2 separate regions of the Homo sapiens genome follow, and region 1 is linked to region 2. Evidence: chromatin loops called from intact Hi-C (ENCODE). Cell type or tissue: CD4-positive, alpha-beta T cell. All regions are shown on one strand. Each heading gives the region's core, and the rest is flanking DNA. Links, peaks and the distances in the headings are about the cores only.

Region 1 (10,729 bases), core at 1,116-9,115, 910 kb before region 2:
ACTACAGTAAAGCAAGCTCAGGGCTTGGCTGGGACAAGACAGACAGTCTGGGTCAGAGGAGGCCCGAGTTAGACAAACTTGGACCATAATTAGCATGATTTACTAGCATAGGGAGTTGGGAAAGTGTTTTGCCCGGGGCAGCACTGAAGAGAGGTGGTGAATGAACTGGATAGCAGGGGCACCATCAATTGCAGCTTTGTCACTGAAAGGAAGGACTTTATGAGGGAAAACCTGAAATGATAAATGGCTTTCAAGTTTCCTCCCAGAGCCAGTCCAGCTCCATCCCATACCCCTTCCTGGCTTTCCAGCATAGCCTATGGAAAGAGACCATGAGATGGAAAAGTTAAGTCCAGTGCAGCATAGGAAACTGTATAGAGAAAACAGGAGAAGGGCTGGCTGCAAAGTAGCCATGGCCTTGGGAGCGTGGAGTTAGGAAGGGGCCAAGAGAGCCAAGCCCTGAGCAGTCCTGGGGCCATGGCCACCCAGAAGGCTCAGGTGCATGTCCACTGGGCTAGAGGTGGCCAACAGTGAGTCCTCCTGAGGTGTGGGCGCTGCCACAGGGCTCACCTCAGACTTTCAGATGATTTTGTATTTGTTGATCTGGTTTTGACTTAGAAGTTCTTAGATTCTTTCCTTTGTATCTGCTCTCAAGCTTCTGTACATAAAACATGAATCTTGCTTAGGAAAGCCCATGTGGGGATGCAGATGCCTCTTTCTCTGACCAGTGGGTTTTGCACTTTTTTTTTTCTTACAAAAAGTGCTTTCTTCAAATAAAATCTCACATTGTGCAATAATATTATAGCTAACATATTTATTGAGCACTTAGTATGTGCCCGTTATCATGCTAAATTATTTGTGCTTTCTCATGTTGTCCCTAACACAATGCTATGAAGTCCTCTGTCATGTTACCCATTTTACAAAGGGAGAAAGTAAGGCTCACGGGTGTGACCCTTTTCAAGCTCACGTAACCCGTAAGTGGCAGAGCTAGGAGTGGGTTATCTGGGTGTATTCTGGCTCCTGCAGCCCAGCCTCACTGTGCTCTACCGTCTTCAGAATTAAAGTGGAGAAGCATGCTTAGGGATGGAGGTGGACAGAGAAGGACTGAAGCCCCATCTTCTCAACTGTCACTTCCACTCCCTTCTCTGGTGGTCCCTAAGGAACCTCTGGGAAACCCCTAAAGCCTCTCAGGAACCTCAGTTTAGAAACCTCTGCAGCTGACAAAGTATAAGCAAGATTCCAAAGCAAAGGAGGCGCTGCATGTGTGCGTGGCACATTGGCTGTCAGGGGAGGGGTGTTGGTCTGTGGAGGTTAAGGAAAGAATTCCAGAAAGAAAGTAGTGGCAAGGCCAGGGTACTCAATGACTACTGGAGGGTTGGCTACTGGAACTCGACTGGAGAAACCATCTTTTAAAAATATCATATGCATGTGAACTACATGCAGCCTCCCCCCCAACCAACTCTCCCGCCCACTTGGATACATTTTCCAGTAGTCATCGTTCTTTACTTTGAAAAAGCCACAGGCAAGGCAGGGTAAGTTCATGAAATTCTAGAGTATTTTGCAATCTGGACTGTCCAACCTCCTGCCTGCAGTGCAGCCAAGCAGAAGTCCTGCTTCAAAGAGCAGGTCAGAATCCTTTGTGGTTACCACACCAGGGCACAGATTCAGCGGCACTCTGCTCAAGCCATTTGAAGGGTTTTTGAGAACAGCTGGTTTTCCTAAATAGGCTGAGTATTCCACCCTTCCCTCTCCTAGACATCATTTGTCTAGAAGGCACATCATTTTTTTTTCTCCTTTTCCTTCCCTTCCCTCAGGTCTCAAATATCTAAGCTGTTAAAAATTCTGAACTGAGAAGCTTGAGATGGAGTTTTGTTGTTATTTTTGTTCAATATGGACAATGAAGAGAGGAGAGGGAAGGCTGTTTTTCCACCCAACAGGGAGTGGTGAGGAGTTCTTGGCTAGGGTGAGCACTTCCCAAGTGCCAGGCACGTGACTAAACACTTCGTACACAAAATATCATTCAATCTCCCCAACTCCAGGAGGCAGAGGAAAGCATATCTCAAAAAACTGGCTGCAGGTCACATGGCTGGTAAGTGGCAGTGCCTGCCCATGAACCTGGGTGAACAGGAAGCTGCCACTGCAACAATCTTTAGGAGGGCCCAGAATTCCAGATAGTATTTCCTGGGAGGTGGGTAAGGACCTCAGGAGAGGTATCTCAGAGCCTGCTGGCCATGGAGCAGGGAAAGTTGGCTGAGCAGTGCCCAGAGGCAAAGCTGGCTGTCTCCTGACCCACCCCTGCCAGAGGGGGCTTTTGTAGAAACTCCAAATGGCTGCACCTCTCTGGGTGGCAACGTCCTTGTTGATAAAAGACAGAAGGCCCCTCCTGCTAATCCTCCCACCTGTGGAGGAGAGCAGGGGCTACAAGGCTCACCCGGTGCCCAGGCAGCTCCAAGAGAGGTGTTTACTCCAGGTGAACATTTCACACCCAACTTCGACCTTTTGGAGGTCAGTGATACTGAGCTTCCCCTGAAATCCCGAGGGCCGGTGGCTACTTGAAAGCCTGGCTCCATCCCTCAGGGAGCCTTAGGAACCTGGGCCAGTCTCGAAGGCTATTTTATTTTCACTGGCCGCATGACTTGATGGGAATTTCTGTTTTCTCAGTGGGTGGTGGGAGGAGAAGGCTGTGTCTTCGATATTGCCTGATGCAGGAATCACAGAAGCTTCTGGAAGGGATCCTAGCAATGGCCTGGTCTAACCTTTCATGACGTTGATGGAAATGCGGAAGCCTCTGGCCAGAGAGCTGTGTCTGAATGTCTAAGACTTGGTTGGATTTAAGGAACTCTGGCAATGCCACTGGTGATCACTTCTGTTAACCTCATTCTTTAAAATTGTGGTAAAACATACATAATATAACACTTAATCATTTTAACTTTTCTTAAGGGTACAGTTCAGTGGCATTAAGTACATTCACATTGTTGCACAGTCATCAGTGCTATTCACTTCCAGAATTTGTTCATTATCCCAAACTGAAACTAATCCTTTTTTTTTGACCCAGAGTCTCCCCCTGTTGCTCAGGCTGGAGTGCAGTGGCATACTCACAGCTCACTGCAGCTTCAACCTTCTGAGCTCAAGGGATCCTCCTGTCTCAGCCTCCCGAGTAGCTGGGACTACAGGTGCGTGCCACCATGCCCAGCTAATTTTTGTATTTTTTCGTAGAGACGGGGTTTCTCCATGTTGCCCAGGCTGGTCTTAAACTCCTGACCTCAGGTGATCTGCCTGCCTTGGCCTCCCAAAGTGCTGGGATTACAGGCAGGAGCCACCATGCCTGCTCCCCAACCTTTTTTTTTTATCTCACTGTCGCTCAGGCTGGAGTGCAGTGGCGTGACTGCAGCTCACTGCAGCCTCGGCCTTCCGGGCTCAAGGGATCCTCCTGCCTCAGCCTCCCAAGTAGCTAGGACTACAGGCATGTGCCACCATACCAGGCCAATTTTTAAACAATTTTTTGTAGATACAAGGTCTCACTATGTTGCCCAGGCTGGTCTCCAATTCCTAGGCTCAAGTGATAATCCTGCCTCGGCCTTCCAAAGTGCTAGGATTACAGGTGTAAGCCATCACGTCCAGCTAATCCTTCAATTTTTTAAACAGTTATGTGTGCTTACCAGGTACCGGACTGTGTCCTAAACACTTCCCATATGATAACTCATTTCATTAGCATAACAACTCTACAAGGTAGCATTGTGGTCATTCCCATTTTACAGATGAGAAACTAACTGGGACATGAGAGGTTAAGATGACACAGCTAGTGTCAGAGCCAGACTTCCCATTTGGGACACACCAGGTCTTCATGACACAGAGCCGCTGCTTCACTGCCCAGGCCATTGCCTGGGGCAGCTGGTTGTAGCCCGCCCCTCCCACTGCCACCCCAACTACTTCCCAGCAGAATAGGCAGAAAGAGGGGGCTCTCATGATGGCAGGTCTGGGTTAAGTGAGGCCTGGCCTTATGCATAGGTAGAGAGAGAGCCTGGAGCTGGGCCCCACCACTGTGGGAAACATAGGGAGGGCACGGCGACTTGAAAGTTTTCATTTTCCTCCTTCAGATTTAACCTGTTAACCAAAGTTCAAGGGAAGGAGACACAGTACATTTCTCATGTCTTTCTGGGAAACAAGGTGCTTCTTAGGCCTAAAGGAGAATTGTAAGATGTATCTGTTTGATTCAAGTCCAAATGCAATGATCTAGACCTTACAGATGAGGGTGAGAGATTTCACATGTGCGTGTGTGTGTGTGCACGCGTGTGTGTATGTGTGTCCATGTGGGGTGGGGGCAGGTGTGGGATTGCATTATGTAGGTAAGTGCCTCAAGTCTGTGAGTGTGGCCTGGTCCCTGGCCCCAGAGGCAGGGGCTTCTGGTAGTGGACTTTTTGCAGTCCCTGGAGGCATGGCCTCTCTTGCACACTGCCTGCCTCCGGACACTGAGTCTGGACTCCTACATGGGGTTAACACTCAGTGAGGACTGACAGCTTGATTGGCACTTGCATGACCGCTGAGCAGCGTGTGCTCCTGTTGTGCCAGCAGTCAGCCAGGTGTGCTGTGATATGTGGTCACCCAAGCACCTCAGTGACAGAGGCCCTCAGAGGGTTTCTGGGGGCAAAGCTCGGCTGGCCTCCCTCCGGCATGGGATTTTCTCAAGGTCCCATGCTGCCTTCTCAGGTGGAGAAATCCAGGCTGAGAAAGAGGAGGGAGGGTGGGGAAGGAGGCCTGGGGAACAGTGAGGGGCTCATATTTACTGAACACTTGTTTTGTGCCAGGCTACATATTTACACCCTTTGGCTCCCTTAGTCCTTATAGTAGCTCTCATCACCCCTGGTTTAGGGAAAAAGAAATAGAAGCTCAGAGAATAATGATATATTAATATCAATAACCACAGTGTGATATCAATTATAAGATGGGTCAACTTGCATGGAGCTTAACTGTGAGGCCCAGGGCAAGTCACTTAGCCTCTCTGTATCTCAGTTTCTTCATGTATAAAATGGGGATAATAATTGTTCATCTCATAGGGCTTTGGCAAGGATGAGATGGTGCTTGGCACAAGGTTTGGTACACAGCTCGTGTTCAGTAAATGTTGGCTAAAACCACCATGACCAAGCAAACACAGCATACCAGGTCCTGGGCTAAGGGCTTTCTTTCTACTACATTGTTTAAATATCATAATAACTCCAAGAGACGTACATTTTACTTGGCAGCAAAACGAGGCTCAGAGAGGTTAGCTGAGCCGTGCACGGCCTCGAGGCCACAGAACTAGGGAGTTTGGGGGTGAGGGTTCCAGCACCTTTTATCTGCAAGAGGTTGCCCTTCCTTCCATCCAGGAGCCCTCCAGCCCTCTGCCCTGAACTCTGGTGTTCCTAGGCCCCAGCACAGCTTTGTCTTCCACCTGCGGCCAGCACCACCTCCTGCCCTAGCCCATCCTGGCTGCACTCAGATGGGCTCCTTCAAATGTACGCACCTGTCTGATGCTCAAAGGCAGGGTAGTACTCTTCATTGCTGAACAGATCAGTCCACGACATCAGGGGATCGCAGAAGGATGCATTAGGCAGGAAGGTGCTGTGTGTCACCGAGTCCAACATTACCCTGCAACAGCAGGAGAGGTCGTGAGGAGGCTGGGGTGAGGTACTCCTGAAGCCACACTGTGCAGGAGCCCCTAGCAGGGCGATACTTGTTTTTTAAAAATGATAACAAATATGTCACTCACTAGGAGCAGGCACCGCCTAGTGTCACCTACGAGTGACATTATTCCACCCTTGCCATATCCTGTCTATCCCCATTTTAGATGAGAAAACTGAGGCAAAAGGGTTGAGACAATTGCCAAAGTGATATAACTAGAAAGTGGCAAAGAGGGGACTGGAGCATGGAGGCTCTGATTATGCAATATTGCCTCTTTATTTATGTTTCCTGTTTGCTCACATCTGACCCCTGAACTCTGACTTATGATGTTCAATAATATGCTTCTAGAAACAGCGTGAGATGCAGCCATAAGAAAGAACAAGATCATGCCCTGTGCAGTAACACAGATGCAGCTGGAGGCTATTATCCCGAGCAAATTAAGTCAGGAACAGAAAACCGTATACCTCATCTTCTCACTTAGAAGGGGGCACTAAATGTTGAGTACTCCTGGACATAAAGGTGGGGACAATAGACACTGGGGACTACCAGAGGGAGGAGGCAGGGAAGGGGGCCAAGGTTGAAAAACTAACTACTGGATACTATACTCAGTACCTGTGTGATGAGATCAATAGCACCTGAAACCTCAGCATGGTGCAATACACACAGGTAACAAACCTGCACACATACCCCCTGAATCTAAACTAAAAGTTGAAATAATAAAAATAAAATAAAATTGTTTTTTTTAAAAGATGTAATCCTGCTCTGTCGCCAGGCTGGAGTGTAGTGGTGTGATCTAGGCTCACTGCAACCTCTGCCTCCTGGGTTCAAGCGATCCTCCCACCTCCACCTCCCGAGTAGCTGGGTCTACAAGTGTGTACCATCAAACCTGGCTAATTTTTGTATTTTTAGTAAAGATGGAGTTTCACCATGTTGGCCAGGCTGGTCTCGAACTCCTGACCTCAAGTGATCTCCCCTTCTTGGCCTCCCAAAGTCCTGGGATTACAGGTGTGAGCCACAGAAACTGGCCGAAAAAAATAAATAAATAAAAATGAGGTAAGAATTACTGTGTGTGATTAATCCATAATTCTGAAATCTGAAAGCTCTGAAAACTGAAAGGAAGTGTGTGTGTACGTGTGTGTGTGTTTGCTGCAATCTTATTTTCTAGCACAAAACAGTCCTGAATTGATGTTATATAGTTTTATATACTGTTTCATACATACATACACATACATACAACATATATATGTTATACAGTTTTATAACTATGGTTGCAGTTTTATTTATTGCACTGAGTGAATATTCTTATGATGCAGTGCAGAAATATTAATGTTTAGAGCAAACCCTAAACCCTGAGGGGTAATCTGTACTCCACTGTATATATACTATCTCGCCTTCCTAAATCTGTGAAGAATTCAGAATTCTGCAGCATGTGCGGCCCAAGGTTTTGGAGACGAGTGTGGACCTGTGGTAATTGCAACAAGCACTTCACTTTGGGCTTCATGCTGAGTACTTTAGCACTTTAGCTATATTCTTCCTGGTCTGCTCAGAACAACCACTCTGAGATAGGTACTGGCAGCAGTTCCATTTCATAGGTGAGGGATGGAGGCTCTGAGATTCCGGGTAATACATGCAAAGCCAGCGAAGCTGGGTGGTGGCTCAGGTGTGTCTGTTTAAAAAGCCCATTCTAATTGCTGTGCTCCAGTCCCCACACACTTTGGTGGCGGCAAGGAGCTCTGGGGCAGGGTGTGTGGTTGAGGCTGGAAGGAAGGCAGAAAAGAACAGGCCTAGGGCCCCCGCTTGCACACATTCTTGCCTGTGCTGGTCTCAACTTTGCTGCTTCCCATGTTCCCACATGCCACTCTCTACTGAATCCCATCTCCCCGCAATTCAGAAAAAATAATAATCTGTGTTTGGTGGATTAAAACAATCTGTTCACCCGAATTCTTTTTTCTGATTCTTGAAATAATGTTGACATAGAGTAGTTCTTTCCTCGTTTTGCAAAGGGAACATAGCTGCTCAAGATCACACCACTGGTAAGTGTCTTGGGATATTAAACACATGGAATTTTAAGATTGGCAGGAGTGAATTCTTCATCTAGTCCAGTGTTTCCTAAACTTCAGTCATTTGCCTACGACTGTGATAATTTCACTCAATCCATATACTACGAGCACTATTATTTACTTAAAATACTTAAAAAAATCATCAACTCCCTTTTTGTTTTAACATAAATATGCTAATTAAAAGGAAAACTTTATATTAGCAATATAAATGGAAAGTCAGGATTTTTTAAACATACATAAAAATAAATATTTAAGCATTTGAATAAAAATGGTTCATGCGCCACCTAAATCAGGGGTTAGCAAACTACATCCTATAGGCAAAATGCAGTCCCTCACCTATTTTTGTAAAGCCTGCAGTTAAAAATAATTTTACTGCTGGGCGCAGTGGTTTACACCTGTAATCCCAGCACTTTGGGAGGCCGAGGCGGGTGGGTCACTTGAGGTCAGGAGTTCAAGACCAGCCTGGTCAACATGGTGAAACCCCCGTCTCTACTAAAAATACAAACATTAGCTGGGTGTGTTGGTGCATGCCTGCAATCCCAGCTACTCGGGAGAGTGAGACAGGAGAATCGCTTGAACCTGGGAGGCAGAGGTTGCAGTGAACCGAGATTGTGCCACTGCACTCCAGCCTGGGCGACAGAGCAAGACTATGTCTCACAAAAAAATAAAAAATAAAAAATAAAAAATAAAAAAAACTTTACATTTTTAAGTGGTTACATTTTAAGTGGTTATATAAATATTTACATCATATCCTTGATTTTGCCTTTTGGCCTGCTAATCCTAAAATACCTGGCCCTTTAAGAAAAAGTTTGCAACCCCTAACCAGATTCATCTGGCATGTTGCCAGTTGATGTGAGTACCACGTGTTGGAAGATACTGAGTTAGTCCAATTTCCCTCCTCGCCTCCACCATTTTACAGTTGAGGAAGTTGAGACTCAGGGAATTTGTGTAACTAGCTCAAGGTCACATAGCCAGTGGATGCCAGAGTTAAGTGGCAGGGAGGTCCTTAGTTTTCTGACTCTCAGCCCATCTGCTTCTCTTTCTGAAAACACAATTGAGCCCCAAGGCACACTTATATAGCAAATCAAACCTCAGTACTAAGAGGGGCAGGATTGTGTGATTCTGAAACCAAAGGTCAATTCTTTGCAGATGCTTGAAAATCTCCAACCACCATCATCATCACCATCAAATGTGCATGAGACGCCGGGTGCGGTGGTTCATGCCTGTAATCCCAGCACTTTGGAAGGCCAAGGTGGGCAGATCGCTTGAGGTCAGGAGTTCGAGACCAGCCTGGACAACATGGCGAAACCCCGTCTCCACTAAAAACACAACAATTAGCTGGGCATGGTGGTGCACACCTGTAATCCCAGCTACTCAGGAGGTTGAGGCATGAGAATCACGAACCCAGGAGGCAGAGGTTGCAGTGAGCTGAGATCGTGCCACTGCACTCCAGCCTGGGTGACAGAGTGAGACTCTGTCTCGAAAACAACAACAACAACAACAAAAACGTGCATGAGAACTCCTCTCCAGATGTAAATATATAACCGAGTTTGAATTCTGACACTTAGGCACCTTTTCTGGGCCATCACCCAAGAGTTTCCAGACTCTGCTGGGAAGTCTCTTTGCTGATGCCTGGAGAGGGTTAATGTGCTCTGCAGATTATCGTGGGCATGGATCTCCTCCTGGGAGCCCAATCAAACAGATGTCAAGGCTGCCTGGGTTTGGGCTGTGATTTTCCCACGGATTGGCTGGTTTTATATCCTGAGTGAGGGGGGCAGGGAGGGGGTAGGATGCTGAGGGATGGGGTGAGAGGTTATGAGGAAGGGAAGGGCCTCAGGAGCTGAAAGCCACTTCTGCTTTCTGGACTGGACTTCAGAAAAGTTCCTTTAAGTGAGGGCTGAAGACAAATATATCCCTTTTCTTCTGGGCCAGAAGGCTCAGAAAACTAAAGAAGAGGATGGCAGGCCTGTGATATGACCTTCTTTGGGTTGGGAGAAAGGAGAGGTGAATTCCACACGGAAGAAAACAGAAAACAGTCCCCAGGTCTTCAGTGTCAAATAAGGAATCCATCAAATACAAAACACGACAGTGGGAATGAGATCTTCCTCATCTATGCCTCACTAATTGCTCTCAAAAGTCATTGGGTATTAACAAAAAAAAAGGTCATTTGGTAAATTGAATGGCATTATATAAAAACTAGAAATATTTTTTGATCAATAGTATTTTTACCTCTTTTAATATTGTTATTCTTTCTCCTCTTTATACCGGCCTACTCACTTGATCTGTAATCTCTCTAGTGCTATACACAATGCTGTATCTGATTCCCTTTGGTAATTCCTTCTAAGGCAAATTATATCCATTAAGTTTTTGTAAAGGGCCTTCTCAGGTGTACAGCATGCTATTTTTCTTCTGTAATTATTTCTTGCTTTTGGAAAAAATATCTTTTATAAAAGCAGAAAAAGGTGTTTTTTTTTTTTTTTCCTGTTACAGCAGGAGTGGGTGTTATTAACTCTGGGCTCTCCACAAAAGACCTTGGCTACTTAGCCAGCATGCAGTAGGTGTGAGAGTTCAAGAATAATGGCTGCTTTGTATTCAGTAGCCTCTCTTCTCTAGGCCCTCTAAGGTCCTTGCAATAATTGAACATTTTAGCTCTTAAGGACTTCTTTAGTGGAGGTAGAGCAGGATAGGTGTGAAAAGGCAGATGTCCAGAGCCCCCTTTCTCAGAAGTAACACTGAGGCCCAGGGATATGTGAACACAGGCCTGAGGTTAGGCCAGGCCTGCTCAAGGGGGGTGATATTGCCCCCCTCTTTAGGGAACAAAGATGAGTTCTTGGGGATCAAAAAACTGAGTTATTAATTACAGTGTTTTATCATGCTCCAAAGGTCTACAGTAGATGTATAGTTTATCTCTGGTACTCACATTTCTGGTGGGGAGATGATTAAGAAAAAATGACCTAAAAAGTGTCCTTAGGAGAAGTGATAAAAAAAAGGTGGAGAAGCGCTGTGATAGATCC
Region 2 (8,000 bases), core at 1-8,000:
CCCACCCAAATCTCAACTTGAATTGTATCTCCCAGAATTCCCATGTGCTGTGGGAGGGACCCAGAGGGAGGTAATTGAATCATGGGGCCAGTCTTTCCCATGGTATTCTCGTGGTAGTGAATAAGTCTCACAAGATCTGATGGGTTTATCAGGGGTTTCCACTTTTGCTTCTTCATCATTTTTCTCTTGCTGCCGCCATGTAAGAAATGCCTTTCACCTCTCGCCATGAATCGGAGGCCTCCTCAGCCATGTGGAACTGTAAGTCCAATTAAACCTCTTTTTATTCCCAGTTTCAGGTATGCCGGGTATATTTAAGGGTTTTGCTTTTATTGTTAATAAAGCCATGTTTTTGTGTGATGGGGAAGGAGCCACTGGTCCAGAGGACAAAAGGGTAAAAGTTTTTGTTAAAAATAATTTATCTGACAGTGAATAGTGAATCATTCACACTCTTTTATTTGGCTGTTACATTCTATGTGCAAAAATGTATTTCCTAAATGTAGATTGAATGTAATCAGTGACATCTTTACCCATAAACTGGAAATATGCATAATATCGATCTGCCATGGTAAATAACAGATTTGTAACTATTAAAAACAGGTAAGGAAAGAAAAGCAAGGCAATTTCCAATGAGATTTGGTTGGCTTGCTCTACCTTCTGTTGCTCTACAATTGAGTCACTGGAATTAATTTGTTGTGCTGATAAAAACACAAACACAATGATAATCAATGTCTTGGTCTCAGAAAGCAGAGTCAACTGATGCAAGAAAATAAGGGAAAACACTCACGAAGATATAATTTGCAAGACCTTGGGTTGTGTGTACAAAAGTGTTCTTTCACCTCTGAACATATCTTAATATTTGCCAGTGGAATAGAACAGAGAAATGTCAACATATACGTACCTTTGGCTTGAAGTTGACAGACTACCTGACTTCTTGAATCAACAGAACAATGCAGTGGATATTCCAGAAAGGATTTACCTAATTCATTGTTCACTTTTCCCCAGGTAAGGACTCCATGGGAAATAACACTTGCAGGAGTGTGAAAATGGCTGCTGTCAACACTGAAAATGTCAATAATAGCTATACTCTTGTTCCCAATATATTTATTTATTATTCCTTCTGACCCCTTCCATTATACTCACCACTCTAGATAGAAATTAGATTAATGTAACTAATTTCTCTCTCTATAGCAGGACTTTCAGATAACCATCTTTCCATTGGACATGGCACCCTTGGAAGGACTGGAATGAAGAGAAGGGCTTCTCTCTTATGTACTTGGTGACTATGTGAGACACAGCTAAAGCTGAGGAAGATGGCTAGGCATGGTGGTTCACGCCTATAATCTCAGCACTTTGGGAGGCCTAGGCGGATGGATTACCTGAGGTCAGGAGTTCAAGACCAGCCTGGCCAATATGGTGAAATCCTATCTCTACTAAAAATACAAAAATTAGCCAGGCATCGTGGTGCGTACCTGTAAACCCAGCTACTCAAGAGGCTGAGGCAGGAGAATCACTGGAACCCAGGAGGTGGAAGCTGCAGTGAGCCGAGATCATGCCACTGCACTCCAGCCTAAGTGACAGAGCAAGGCTCTGTCTCAAAAACAAATAAATAAATAAACAAATAAATAAACCTAAGGAAGATGATGACCTTGAATTCTCCCCAGCCTGCCCATCAGAATCCACTTTCCCTGTCTTAAAGGGCAGACAAAAAAAAATGACTATTTCTGGAGAACAGGATTGGGGCCGGAGATAGTCTTTTACTTTTTTACTGTATGCCATTTTGTAATATTTGAGGTTTTTATTTTTTAAGATAGAGCTTTATTTAGTTCCTTATTTATTTCTAACAAAAAAAATAGTATGTATTTGTGGTATACAACATGATGCTTTGATATACACATACACTGTGGAATAAAATAAATCAAGCTAATTAATGTATCCATTATTTTACATACTTATCATTTTTTGGTGGTGAGAATACTTAAAATCTACTGTTCTCCCAATTTTCAAGTACACAGTCAATTGCTGTCAACTATAGTCACCATGCTGAACAATAGATCACTTAATGTTATTCCTCCTGACTACCTGAAATTTTGTATCACTTGACCAGCAAGGTATAGCATTTTATTACAGATGATAGCTTTGTGGACGCCTGGATATTCTGATCACAAGCAACCAGACTCATTATTTTATTATCTTTCTAACATTTGAATTTGGAAACAGTGGTGGATGCTGTGACATGCTACCCAGATCCCTTTCCCCCCACATTCAGGACTGAATGATTCATTTGCCCAGCTGCTGGGCATGTTGATAAGTGACAGCTCTTAACTATATTCCCCCCAACCCCAAGCCTTGCCCTGTACCGAGGGCCATGTCCCGTTCCAGCACAGCCCCATTCAATGGCTGGTTAATGCAGGAGTAGAAAGGCCAAATCTCTTTCCTCAATTCAGGATCATTCTGAAGGGCCATCCCTGTTCCAGAGCTCCTTGTGGGTGGGCAGGCTTTGGTGCGACTGTTTCAACCTCTCCCTCTGCCTACCCTGGCTTCCCTCATTCCTTCATAAGGATTTACGCTGAAAGCTCCTCCCAATAAATTCCATGCACACAAGTCTCCATCTCAGAATCTGCTTCCTGGGACCAACCAATGACACCTCAACCCCAGTGTATCAATACCTGTGAAAAGAATCTAAAGTTCAATGCTCTCAGACTAATAGATAATGAGTTCTACATTTGAAATGTTAGCAATTAATTATGACCTAAAAATCAATAATCCTTCAAATGCTAAGATTCTATGATGATTTTATAAATATCTGCTGATTGATGGGATTGAGTTCCAGAAAAATCCTGGGAAAATAGATTCAGTCTATAATTCCATTACTCTCTAATCTATTCTTAGAAATTAGCCCAATATTTATTCTTCACACCTTTTCTAGACCATATGTTGCATATAAATAGAAAAAATGATAGCTGAACCAATTCCCCAGGTACCATCAGCCACTTTAGAATGTCTGAGATGTGTGTTGTTGGTTGATAACCATCCATTTCACTCTTGAACAAGTTTGTTTAATTGGGTTTTGTTCATGTTGATGTCCATCCACTTTCCTAAGAAATCTATCAGATTCCAACTGTTCTTTCTTAATTAATTTTTTTAGAGACAGGATCTTGCTATGTTGCCCAGGTTGGAGTGCAGTGGTTATTCACAGGCATTGTTATAGCTAGCTCACTGCAGCCCCCAACTCCCACGCTCAAGAGATCCTCTCGCCTCAGCCTCCCGAATAGCTAGGACTACAGGTGCACACCACTATGCCCAGCCCAACTGTCCTTTTAAGTAAAGATTGAGATTAAACACAATCTGCAGCAGTTAGCTTTCCATGATATCTAAGAGAGAAGAATGATTTTCTTCTTTTCTCTGTTTTCTTTTACCTATCTCCCTTCATGTACTACTACTTCTTCCATTTGAAATTATCTTGTTTGACATCTACAAATAGGTTTGACAATCATTTTCAATTAACTAAACTTATTCTCACTTTTTTATGGTGACATTTTCTTTTGAATGGCACATCTCCACTCAAAGAATAACTTCTTTCTGTAATAGTTGCTGTCCTTCTTAAGGCATTGCCTCTTAAATTCTTTAAGATTCTTTAAGAATTTAAGATTCTTACATTATTTTTTCTTCAGAGACACTAGGTTATCTTGCTTTCTTTGAATGAAATTATTGAAGACACTTACTGGAGCAAAAAAAAAAAACAAAACAAAAATAAAAAGCAAAGGAAGGATCCATGAAATTTTAAGGAAATGTGGATTAATTGCAAAATATGGATAATACAAAACACAGTACAATTAGATGACAAAAAAAACCTAAAAACTCAGTAACAGCATAAAATCAAAACTTCTCTAAGTTCCAGTTTTTTCATCTCTAAAATGAGATAATATTCCCTAGGGGATTTTCAAGGATGAAATGAAGTCATATATATATAGCCACATAAGCTTGGCTGATCCTATTTATATTTGTTTATGGTGATATGGAACACTGTAGATATATGTCAATTGCCTCACTCTTACCAAATTCTATACTTGGTGGAGAAAGCTTTTATAATCAAAAGAGAATGAAATGCCATGGGAATTGGGATTCCCTAAGGATTGAAGGGCTTCCAAAGGGAGTCAGACCACCAGTGTGGACAAAGTGCTGACATTTACTGCCATCTGTTGGGTGATGAGCAAACTGTCCCACTCTTTAAAACACAGAAATACGCCTCTGAAAGATTTCTTCCTCAATTCAAAAGGCATCCTTAGCTCATCACTGTTTGCATCTGCTATGAAATAAATATCAGCCCCACTCCTAGAGGGACAAGACCAGTCGCTGTTTCAGTAAAGAGCGTAAGTTAAGTCGCAACCCTAAACAGCCACACCTGAAGGCTGCAAAAGAAAACATAAATTCCAGGGCCTGCTATAAGCTCAGCTACATTTGCCACTACAAAGCACATACCCAAGGCTCAATTCAATATCCCAAAGGTTGGGACCCATGTGGTCATGCCCTGGGCTCTTTCAAAGCACTGCCTCTAGACCAGACAACGCTATTGGCTTCCTGACTACCAAACCAATAATTACAAAAGACCTCTCCATTATGTACAACCCAGACCAAAGTTAAAGAAAATAACAAGAAGTGCTTTGGGGGGTGGGGGGAAAGGTAGCTTGAAAGATCTTTTTTTTTACATAGAAATGAGATTTTGAATAATTCTTCAAATCCAAAACCACTAGGCAATGGTGTATACCAAGAGAATGGTACGCACGCTTTCAATCTCTCAATAACTTCCTTGGAAAGGTAAGGGGTCAGGCAGGTAACATGAGAAAAGTAGTCTCAGAACAGACTGTGCCCAACCTGAAAGGCATATGCCCTATCTCAGGAGATGGCCATTCCTCAGCCCCAGTTAACCCCTGCCCTGCTGGACTAAGAGGTATGGCCTAGTAACTACAGGCATGGATCCCAGAGCCAGGATGCTTGGTTTGAAAGCCTAGCTTTGCCACTCACTGGCTGTAAAATCTTGGGCAATTCACCTACTCTTTCTGTGCCTCAGTTTCTATACCTGTAAAATGAGGCTAAGAGTCACTCCTGCTGCATCATATTGTTGTGGGGATTAAATAAATTGATACACATTAAACTGTTTAAAGCCAACTGGGATATAATCACTCAATAAATGGTACCAAGATAAAAGGGAAGGTTCTTTGTCATCAGATCTCCCAATTTTTAAGAGAAGCCAGAATCAGGATTTTTTTTAAGGTAAAAGTAAGTATAGGTGAACAATTAAAACATGTTCAAAATCCTCTGTGAGCCTATAAGAATATACCCATGGGCCACATACAGTCCACAGGCACCCAGTACCTCATGTCCAGTGCTGGGAAAAAGGCAAAGCGGGAGGCAGACAGGTCTCAGATTCACTTCCAACTTCGTCACCAGCTCTGTGATCCTGACAGCACAGTGGCTGGGAACTTGGGATGGCAGAACCACATGACAGAAAGTCCTGTGCCAGATTACAAACAGCAAGTGACAGATGGCCCTCCTGACCAAACGTAAGAGAAGAAAGTACTCTCAGTGATTTAAGTGAAGCCTCTAAAATAGAGGGGGGCATGGGGACAGCATCTCCCTCCTTGACCCCAAACATCATTCAAGGTCTTTAACATTGCCATCATCTATCCTAGAGACCAGGATTGACACAGATCAAGTCTAGCCATCAAATCGAGTTCATTCCCTTCATTCCATTTTCAAAGGACAATTCTTGCTCAGTGAGTCCATATTCTAAAGCAACTGTCGAGATTGCCAAAAACACCAAACAGCAGTTCAGCCAACAGTGGTCATATCTGTTTATCTAAGTGAGACATTAAATACATGAATGAAAAATAAATAAATATCAACACCATTGAGAAACAATACTTTTTAAAAGAAAAACCAGAGCACTAAGAAAATGGGTCTTCTTTTTAAAATTTTAAAGATCTTCCTTTCATTCTCCTTTAATACTGCGGGCCCATTGTCTTTTCTGACATCATTTAAAGCCAACCAGACAGATTTATAATGAGATGCTAGTCCTTTTCTATTCTACCGACAAATATGTGGCCCATCTGCCTCCAGTCAATGATGGAGCACTTGAAGATGGAGCAAAGAGATATTTTTAAACATTCCTTTAATTAATTCGTTCCAAGGAGTTGGCACTTGGAGAGTTGCGGGGTGAGGGGCGGGCAGAGGGAGGAGAGAGCAAGCTCATGATCGTGGTAAATAAAGAGATTTGCCATAATCTGGATTCTAAAACCCTTTCTATGAAGCATCCTGCCTGGCCCCCAACAAGCTGTTAAGGGCATGAAATCAAAAGCTGCAAGCAAGGCAGTGTCTGGTGTTTGTTAGATGTTTCTTCAGACTGCGAAGACAAGTTCTTTAAATGCAAGCAAAACTAAAATTTTATCTTCAGAATAATGCTTCTGCCTACTATTCCTAGAAGATTTAATACTATCAGTGTTTTAGTAGATTAAAATAATTGTAGCAGGCGACTGAAATGAAGAATAGTTTCAGCTCATGCCAAGAGGCAAGCCAGTCCAATGGGAGAAAAATTCAATATGAGAAACAATTCAGTTTGCCTTTAAAAGGGGGGAAACCAGACATCAGGGCATTGTGTGACACAGCCATGGAGGAGGGCAGGGAGGGGAGGATTTACATTGAAATCACTCTGTGTTGAGCTTCAAATCATGAAAAAGCTTTGCAATTCTGGAACTGTAGGATTTATGGCACACTGACCCAGAAATCTCACACTTAGCTGTTAAATATATTGCTCGTTTTTTGCAGCTGAAGCATCATCACTTAAGGACTTTTCCTTGTCTGACACATCCTTTAAAGCCAAAGCCAAAGGAGACACAAAACACCTAATTGTGTTGCATGGAAGAGGAAAAGAAGTGGCCATTGATACTGATGAACAGATTTGTCTTTTGGTTTTTAATAACATGGAGTTTCTGCCTCACAAGTTTCATCTGGATTTAGAAATTATTTCCTGAGAATTAAGCTTTCAATTACTCACAAGCGACTGTCTTAGTAAACATGAAATGGTTTTCTCATAGCTCTACTAATATCTATTTTCCCCAAGGAGGCTGATTTCTATATTATTGAAAATGAGAAATGAAAATTCCAGCCAAGCCTGAGGCATGCAACCTGCAAACCCCTCTAGACCATAAGCCCCACATCCTTCACTCACTTTCCAATAAGTCCACGCTGTAGGGTCTTCCTCCTGCTGACCTCAAATTCATTCCCAAGGGGAGAAGCAAGAGGACAATGGTTATGGTTTGCTTTTATTTGCTTGAAATAATAAATTCAAGGGGTCTCCCTTGCCAGGGTTTTTCCACTGTCAGCAGTTTTCTGTTTCCCTTGCTCTTTAAGTCAAACTGAAGCCCAAGCCCTCATGGCTGGCTTTCCCCTGACCCTTGGCTCCTGGGAGCTGATCAGAAGACAGATTGCCGTGGGTCTCTGACATACAGAGTGACCTAGCCACCCCCCACCTCCAAGAAGATATTTCTAAAATGCCTGCCTCTTCAGCATCTGGACACTCCACTGTGACCCAGTCAGTAATGGACACTAGCCTGGCTGCCACCAACTACTTATAATCTCTTTCCAATTTGGGTCAGGGACCTAAAAGCCATCTCCGTAATTCTAGCCATGACAGGGGACTCAGAAAAAAGAATGCTCAACTATTAAATTAGACCTTGCTTTGCAGGAAAATACCTCTCAGAGCCTGGGAACTACCAAAGAGTCCACTATTGATTTTTATAGAAACTGGATGCTAATAATCTCAATTCCAAATAATCAAAGCCCTCAAAAAACCAGACTGTGGTGGCATATGCTCTGTACAGGCAAAGATCAATGCACAGGTTACAAAGAGAATATCCTAAAAGGCAATTTGCAGGATAGGTATGCCAAAAGTTTGAGAGAAAGCCAGTAATCTGCACCAGCCATGCCCAGCACACATCATTTTC

Evidence for each region. Hi-C counts contacts between places; a loop is a spot of excess contacts. Peaks named below come from ENCODE experiments on the same cell type or tissue, not always from the same donor. Only the 100,000 strongest peaks of a DNase experiment are listed, where the experiment ranks them.
Region 1: it touches region 2 in a loop (3-fold over the local background); 7 of 110 quality-filtered maps call a loop at or near these places.

The regions. Positions count from the first base shown.
Region 1 is chr11:34,500,132-34,510,860 of GRCh38, forward strand. ELF5 (E74 like ETS transcription factor 5) reads right to left here. Exons shown (of 7, transcript NM_001422.4): 2 at 5,498-5,622. The coding sequence starts at 5,618. Among named protein-coding and RNA genes, the nearest start is that of ELF5, 8.3 kb to the right of the region's middle. In CD4-positive, alpha-beta T cell, for the core only: no CTCF peak of the experiment used is centred there; no DNase peak of the experiment used is centred there.
Region 2 is chr11:35,408,315-35,416,314 of GRCh38, forward strand. All of the region lies in intron 1 of SLC1A2 (solute carrier family 1 member 2), which reads right to left. Among named protein-coding and RNA genes, the nearest start is that of SLC1A2-AS2, 6.7 kb to the right of the region's middle. In CD4-positive, alpha-beta T cell, for the core only: a CTCF peak has its summit at 4,155 (motif pointing left); no DNase peak of the experiment used is centred there; H3K27me3 peaks cover 855 bases.